Linked DNA regions of Homo sapiens: region 1 is linked to region 2. The links are chromatin loops, found by intact Hi-C in ENCODE. Cell type or tissue: HepG2. All regions are shown on one strand. Links, peaks and the distances in the headings refer to the core of each region. The heading gives the core; the rest is flanking DNA.

The links. Peaks named below come from ENCODE experiments on the same cell type or tissue, not always from the same donor. Only the 100,000 strongest peaks of a DNase experiment are listed, where the experiment ranks them.
Region 1: a loop joins it to region 2, with 2.8 times the contacts of the local background. A loop is called at or near these places in 5 of 110 quality-filtered maps.

The regions. Positions count from the first base shown.
Region 1 is chrX:23,839,679-23,844,079 of GRCh38, forward strand. APOO (apolipoprotein O) reads right to left here. Exons shown (of 9, transcript NM_024122.5): 8 at 635-699. The coding sequence ends at 664. Among named protein-coding and RNA genes, the nearest start is that of SAT1, 59 kb to the left of the region's middle. In HepG2, for the core only: no CTCF peak of the experiment used is centred there; a DNase peak (open chromatin) is centred at 2,363.
Region 2 is chrX:23,899,869-23,904,192 of GRCh38, forward strand. The region is part of intron 1 of APOO (apolipoprotein O); the gene reads right to left. Among named protein-coding and RNA genes, the nearest start is that of APOO, 5.9 kb to the right of the region's middle. In HepG2, for the core only: CTCF peaks have their summits at 2,154 (motif pointing left) and 2,777 (motif pointing left); DNase peaks (open chromatin) are centred at 1,353, 2,143 and 2,753.

The DNA.
Region 1 (4,401 bases), core at 236-4,235, 60 kb before region 2:
TCCTGGCTTCATCCCCTCTATAAACATATCACACTACCTTTTTTTCATTTAACAATAATTGTGCACACGTTCCCATGCAATTAAATACTGTAGAAACAGAATAATAATATTCTTCTTTATAGATATACCATAATTAAGCCATTTTCCTGTAGTTGAATATCTAGGTTGCTTCCAAATTCAATTACAGTCTTCTAATTACCAGGAAATCACAAGTGCTATTATACAATTTTTCATATATACACAAACAATATAACTAGTGTTTTGAGCCTCTCTGTAACAGTCATGCATTCCAGTGTTCACTGAGTATTAGATAAATACAAGTGTACTTACTATAATAAAGTGTTGTTTGAAAAAAACCTAAGGAATAATGACACTTTTCAATTGTTTGAAATACATTTGTAGACAAATCCCAACTGTCTGGTTCTAGCTTGTCTAAAAAACCCAGGTAACATTAGTGGAACAAACACAAATAAGTAAGTCACAGCATTTAAGCCCAGAAACTAAAAGATGGAATAAAATATTTTCACATCAAATTGAAACTGTTATAATTAATTAAATTAAATTAATTAAAAACAAGTCATTTCAGCTGGCACTACAATGCTGAAAATAATCACAGAAATTTCTTGTTTTTTACCTGATTAAGATGGCAGAGCATGGAGTTTTCTACTTAGTTCCAGGTGAATTCTTCACATTTCCTGGCTTTTAAAACAAAAGAAAGAGCTTGAATGCAGTTTGAAAAGAAATAGTGCAACTCCTTAGTGTCCTGAGTATTTGGCTGAACATGAACATTAAAAATTATTATGGGGGACAGGGTCAAACCATTTTATTGAGGACTTGGGGGGTTGTTGAAGAAAGGCTGAGGAGGACAATGAGATCCCACATTCTCGCAGTTACCGACCATTAAATATTATTTTACTGCAAAGTGATCCATCTGTCAGTAAATTGAAGAAGTTACTAGGGCTCTCTGAGGGCCCTACTGTAGAGTGACTTGGGCAGAGAGAGCAGGAAATAAAGCTCCATTAATCCTCATTATGCAGATTCAGCCAAACAGTTGATTCTAATTAAAAAATCAATATATCTTCCTTTTATTTCCTGAAATAAAGGTTTTACACCTATGGGAAGGCTTCCTGTAGGTATTTACTCCATGCATTATTCACCATTATCCACCATAGGGGCCAATCCACAAAACATGTTTACTCTGAAAGAAGTTAGACCACACCCATTCTGCCCAGTGGCCCTCCGGGAACATATAATTAGGCCATGTAATCCATAAGAAGCAGTGTAGGAAAAGCTTCTAGTGGGAAAAGTTCACGTGCTAAACTTTTAAGGCCTTACTTTCTTTTCTATACGTTTTTTAGACTTTAATTCTGAAAACACATTAATAGTCAGAGATCAGATGGCAGTCTGAAAAACAGGAGGCTGCAGCTGGGCGGGCCATGGGGGCTAAGATTCTGTTGTATAGACTTGGAGCAGTTTCTCCTGGTGCCCCTCTTTCAGAGTTATTCATGGATGAAGGAAGAGGAAAAGGTGAGAAAGCAGGAGCACGTGACTAACCCTGTCATTTCAGAGCATGGTTTCTAGGCAACTTTGGGGCTCCCTGGAGTGGCTGAGAACTGGTCTATAAGTACTGTTTTATACCCGTTGTCCCAACATAATTAATAGTGTCCCCTTTCACTCTCAAGAGTATCCTGGTTTGCCGGGCATGTTGGTTCACGCCTGTAATCCCAGCACTTTGGGAGGCCGAGGCGGGAGGATCCATTGAGCCTGGGAATTCAAGACCAGCTTGGGCAACATAGAAAAAGAAGTTTAAAAAAAAAAAAAAAAAAAAAAAGAGTATCCTGGTTTTGATGATAAAGTATATGGTCACCACATCCACTTGATGATGGAGTTCTGGGAAACAAGGCCATACGAACTGCTTGGCGGACCAATGATCAACATACAATTCTCAGGTCTACTTGATGCTCTGAACAAGAGTGCTACAGGACTGAGAATCTGTGCCCTTCTCCTCCTCCAGAGCCACTCCCCACCCTGCCTCCTCACATGCATGCACACAAGCGAACACACATACCCATATGTGAACACACACCCACCTACAACCCAGAGGCCTTTTTGCTGTTGCTCGAAATTGACAAACTCCCTACTGGGACAAGACCTTTGCAAAATATACCCCACTGACCGAGACCAGACAATCCCAATTTTTGCCTAGCTAAATGTTATTCATCCTTTACATCAAGGCTTTCTTTGTACCCTGTCCTTCAATTTAGCAGAACCTTCTATTCCCTTTCATAGCACTCATGTACTTCCTGATTGTGTAATTATTTCTTTCATGTTTGAGTCTTTCATTAACCTGTAAGCTTCATGAGGGCACAATATCCCTAGGGCCTCCTAGCACACACTATTCAAATATTTGTTGCATAAACAAATGGAAAGCCAGGGGCAGTGGCTCACACCTGTAATCCCAGCACTTCAGGAGGCCGAGGCGGGTGGATCACTTGAGCCCAGGAGTTCAAGATCAGCCTGGGCAACATGCTGAAATCCTGTCTCTAAAAAAAATACAAAAATTAGCCAGGTGGGATGACACATGCCTGTGGTCCCACCTACTCAGGAGGCTGAGGTGGGAGGATCACTTAAGCCAGGGAGGTTGAGGCTGCAGTAAGCTGTGACTGCACAACTGCACTACAGTTTGGGCAACAGAGTGAGACCCTGTCTCAAAACAAACAAACAAATGGAATGGGGTAGAACTTAGAGATCTGATGAATGTAAAAAAGCTTGGGTTTCTATTTTCTTAACACATCCATGAACACGAATAACAATTTCTGTTAGCAAAATTAAAACTTAAAAAAAAATCAAAACATTGATTTCTAATTAGTATGACTGCCATGTGAAGGCTGATTGCCAGCCAAACCTTTGAGGTATAGCAGCCTACTGAAATGTCTGGGTCCCTCACCAGACTAATGAAGAACAAGAAGAGAGAAAAAAAGGCTTATAAGGGCCAGTGAGATAATCATGTCCAACAATCGGGTCTGGCATAAAAACAAGGTGGTTCTCGGCAGGGCGTGGTGGCTCACGCCTGTAATCCCAGCACTTTGGGAGGCCAAGGTGGGTGGATCACCTGAGGTCAGGAGTTCGAGACCAGCCTGAACAACAGGGAGAAACCCCGTCTCTACTAAAAATACAAAATTAGCAGGGCATGGTGGCGCATGCCTGTAATCCCAGCTGCTCGGGAGGCTGAAGCAGGAGAATCGCTTGAACCCAGGAGGCGGAGGTTGCAGTGAGCCAAGATCACGCCATTGCACTCCAGCCTGGGCAACAAGAGTGAAACTCCATCTCAAAAACAAACAAAAACAAACAAACAAAAAAACAAGTTAGTTCTCTACTTAAATACAGTTTAGGTCTGAATTAACATACTGCTTGCCAAATACTTCCAATGATATTCTTATATATTCTACTATCTATACTCGCCAGTACCTCAATCTCAAAAAAATAAGATGCTAAATTCACAAGCTTTTTTATCTTTTGGACAATAAGAAAATGAGCACACAAAAGCATTCTTCTGATTCAGGAAAACAACTTTGTTGCTAGGAAAATTTTCTTGTTTGGTTACATATCACTTATAGTATAACAAAACAGCACAGTCCAATATCTCATTAAAAAAATATTGAGCCCATCCACCACCCTGTCACAAATCAGATCTCTCTTGGCAGAGAACTCCAGGATCTCAGACAAAACAACATTCTGACTTCAAAAAACAGTTCGTGATTTAGCACAAGCCAGAAATCATTTTTTTTTGCATTTTCAGACAGAGAAAGTTTTATCTAGAATATTTTGTAACTCATTTTCATACATATCTGATTTCAGTTTTTATTTTCTTACCACGTCCATGAACACAAATGACAATTTCTTTTTTTTTTTTTTTTTTTTTTTGAGACGGAGTTTCCCTCTGTCACCCAGGCTGGAGTGCAGTGGCGCAATCTCAGCTCACGTAACCTCTGCCTCCTGGGTTCAAACGATTCTCCTGCCTCAGCCTCCTGAGTAGCTGGGATTACAGGCGCCCACTACTACACCCAGCTAATTATTGTATTTTTAGTGAAGACAGGGTTTCACCATGTTGGCCAGGCTGGTCTCAAGCTCCCGACCACAGGTGATTTGCCTGCCTCGGCCTACAAAGTGCTGGGATTACAAGCATGAGCCACCGTGCCTGGGCACAAATGACAATTTCTGCTAGCAAAACCAAAACTTTTTAAGAAAATCAAGACACTGATTTCTAATTAGTATGCCTGCCATGTGAAGGCTGATTGCCAGCCAGCCAAACCTTTGAGGTACAGCAGCCTACTGAAATGTCTGACTCCCTCACCAGTTGAATTATTTTCAACAATTACTTAACTTCTCCAAAATGCAGTT
Region 2 (4,324 bases), core at 325-4,324:
ATAAATTAAACCTTTACGTCATAAAAGTCTACAAATATCAACAGGCCTCATGGGGTAATCAATTCATTTATCATAAATGTCTGGTACATCATCTACTTTTCTCCTCCACTGTGCCTCTAATCTCTCCGTTCTTTTAATGTATCGTTTTACTTCTTCTTTCTCCTCTTCCAGTGTTAGTTACAACTGTGAGGCTATCTGCATTTCAGAAGTAGATAGAAGAATGCTACAGTGTCCTGAGCAGAATTCATTTCCAAATGAGAAGTGAAATAACCCAAGTTAATTCACGTTTTACAGTTGTTAAGTCCAGAGTGCTAACCTGCAAGCATAGATTACTTCAGTGGACAAATGTGATACAAGAGGAACAGAAAACACCTTACATTGATATAGTGCTTTGTAGTTCACGGTTCTTTTCGCATATTATCTCAATTGAATCTCCCAACAATCCTGTGAGATACAGAGGGACATACTACTATCCCCACAGGATCATGATCAGAGGACGCTGAGAGATTAAGAAATCTCAACTGGCCCGGCATGGTGACTCATGCCTGTAATCCCAGCACTTTGGGAGGCCAAGGAGGGCAGATCACTTAAGGTCAGGAGCTCAAGACCAGTCTGGCCAACATGGTGAAACCCCATCTCTAATAAAAATACAAAAACTAGGCCAGGCGTGCTGGTGCATGCCTGTAGTCCCAGCTACTTGGGAGGCTAAGGGAGGAGACCGGCTTGAACCCAGGAGGCGGAGGGTGCGGAGAGCCAAGACTGCGCCAGTGCACTCCAGCCTGGGTGACAGGGCAAGACTCCGGCTCAAAAAAAAAAAAAAAAAAAAAGAAATCTCAACAAGGTCGCTCAGCCAGAAACACAACTAGAACCTGAGGCTGAAAAGATTGCATCCAGAGCTACAGAGCAGTTTTTTCTTCGTCTCTGTGATCCACTGTCTAACTTCTTCGAAAGGTAAGAAAGGAAAAAGAAACAACCAATTGATTCTGCACATAAAAAATGTATTTATGTGAGTAAAAATGTAGTTACTATAATTCCTCAAGAAGAATTCCCTTGAAGATGCTTAAACTGTTAGGGAAAAAAAACCTTCATTATCTTTCCAAATATGTGGCTTTTAAAATAATGCTCAAGTATAAAAGTTACATTACTCTTCCAATTTACAGATGATTTTCCTTTTCCATTTAGCATTGTAATTCTCCGCGCAGTTCTAGTAACATACTAGTAACATGGTAAGAAAATTAATTTCAGGAAGACAGGCAATGTAAGTATTACACTAAGCCACAAAGAATGTGTGAGGTAATAACACCTCATAGTCATGGACATGTTCACTCAGGCTCCTTGGTGTGGTGAGCTCTGAGTACAGGTCATGTTATTTGCCCTTGAGGAAGGAAGTGACACAGACCAGTTTTCACTAGGCCACCTTCTTGCCCTGGAGGCTTCAGTTAGCAGCTGATGATTTCCCAATTTCCAGCCCACGTCTGTGGCAGGAAAAGTCCATACCCTGGGGTTCTACATCAACTGATTTCCCCCTTCCAATGCCCAGATATTTCAGCAAGCCCAACCTGTTCAAAACCAAACCATCACCTCCCCCTCAAACCAAATTCAACCTTCTTCCACTTTCCCACCTCAATGAATAGTTCCCACCTCAATGAATAGATCCCACAGTCAAAAGTCAAAAGCCTGGGCAGAAACCTTAATTTATCCTTCTCCCTCATCTACCACATCCAACTGACTACCAAGTTTTGAAATAAAAAATACTTTTGGAGAGCCCCAAGACCGTGCACCACCGTAACACAGGTAGTTACAAGATGCCATCTTACAAGATGCCAACTAAAAGTAACAGCTCACATTTCTTCAGCCCTTACTTTGGGCCAAGCACTGTTCTAAGCTTTGCGTAGGAATGAATTTAATCCACACAATAATTTGAGGTTGGTAAGCATCTCATCCTTGTTTTACAAATGAGGAAGCAGCTACAGAAAACTTTAGTATCTCTCACAAGGAACACAGTGAAGCCCAAGGTCTTAACACTGTTCTGAACACTCTCACACTTCTGTGTCCTTGCATGTGCTTTTCTTCTCTGTTTGGAAGGCCCTTTCAACCTTGTCTGCCTAGCTCCAAAGATCAGCATAGGCATGTTCTTCTCTATAAAGCCTTCTGATGCCCCCTGCTGTTGCTCTTCCCTCTAAGTCAGTAGATCTCAAGGCTGGCTGCTTGCTCCAAAAACTAGATGCCTAATCCTACCCCTAGAGATTCTTGATGTCATTGGTATAGGTTCTAGACTGGGCATCGGGACTTTTAAAAGCTCCCCAGGTGGCTCTAACATGCAGTCAAGGTTGAGACCCACTGCATCGTTAACGGACCTTTAATGTCTGTGCTGGTAAGTGCATTGTGAGCTTCTGAAATGAAAGTTTCATAATCACCTTGGGGGGCTTTTTCAAAACTAGCAGTTCCTGGACGCCAACTAAAAAGTCAGTCAGAACCATGCGCAGGGGCTTGGAAACTGTCTCCTTGAATAATTCTGATTTGTGGCCAGATTTGGGACCTCTCTCCTAGATAAGAACTGGGTCTTTTCACTTGTACCCACCAGGGTCCAGCATGATGCCCAGCCCATAGTTGGACTAGGATAAAATCTGTGTAATGAAGGAAATCTAATAACGTGAATCTGGGTATATGTATCCAATATTCAAACTTCCTGCAGCAGCACAAGGAAAAGCTGCTTCCTACAATGGAATGCAAATACTGGGCAGCTTTTCAAATGTGTTTTTTAATCCACCAATGCCCCCTAGTGACCTGAAGATGAATAACTATATCAAAACATCGCAGTATATATTTTAAGTACAATGTGTACTTAATATGCACATAACTAGTCAGACACACTGCACTTTTACTACCATTGTACTTTTACTACCAACACCTATACTATTAACTCCTTTGCCCTCCAGTTCTAGTTAACCCAAGCTGTTAACTCCCAAACCCCGATCAATCCTACCGTTTACTCCATCCCCACTCTGCACAAACATACAGGAGTGCTCTCAGCAGAGCCCTCAAAGGGTCTGGCCTATCTTTTTGTTCCTTGGTCAGTGCCTCTCCCAAATCCCACCATGTTCATAAGACCATCCATCTCGAAAACACAAGAACCATTCATCTACCGATTGGCTTCAATTCTTGCTAGTCAAAGGGGACCAACGAAAACTATAGAACTAGTTAAAAAATGGAGAATCTGGCCGGGTGCGGCGGCTCACGTCTGTAATCCCAGCACTTTGGGAGGCTGAGGCGGGTGGATCACAAGGTCAGGAGTTTGAGACCAGCCTGGCCAGCATGGTGAAGCCCCGTCTCTACTAAAGATACAAAAAATTAGCTGGGCATGGTGGCGCGCACCTGTCAATCCCAGCTACTCAGGAGGCTGAGGCAGAGGAATTGCTTGAGCCCGGGAGGCGGAGGTTGCAGTGAGCAGAAACTGCGCCACTGTACTCAAGCCTGCGTGATAGAGCGAGACTCCATCTAGAAAAAAAAAAAAAAATGGAGCATTTGAGGCCGCATCCCAGACCTACTGAATTGGAATCCATTTTAACAAGAGTCACATGCCCATTAAAGTTTGACAAGCACTGGTTCTCAACTACTAGACCTAACATCACCATTTTATGACAAATATTTTCTGACACTCTTCTGGTATCCTGAAATAAAATTCATCACTAAGTTACATGCATAAGTCCAAAAAGTAAATCAGTATACTCTGATGGTAGCATAAAGGTGAATAAAAAGGAAAGATTTATGTGAATTATATTTCAGTATGTAAATGTTCAACACAACTAAAGACATAAAGAACAACCCCATTTTCAGTTATAATTTTTGCAAAGTTAAAAACGAAAAAAGAAAAAAAGAACAACCCCACAAGTTTCCAAAACATACCATTCTGTTGAGTCGTACCATTCTATGGAGAACCACTGGTCTACAATCTCTCGCACCTTTCTTTTCCTTCCATCTCTCGGGTGGGAATATCTCTCCCTTGCACAGCTGAGGTATTCTCTCTAGAATCTTGACTGAACATATCCTTCTAGTTACCAAATTCTCTCTCCTTCCCTTGATAGTCAAGCTTATCAACCATCATAGTGTCCACTTACTTGGCCCTCAGTCACCAACCCAGGTTAATCTACCCTTCACTTCCATCAGTAAACCTAAAGTATAAGGATCATGAAAGCTTTCCAAAGTGCCCAAATCAGTGAACACGACTCATGATATGTAACTAACTCATATCTCATCTAGCTTATATCTCCGTCATGGACATTGTTGGTTGCATATCCAGTCTCTATTCTCCCTCTTCCTTCCT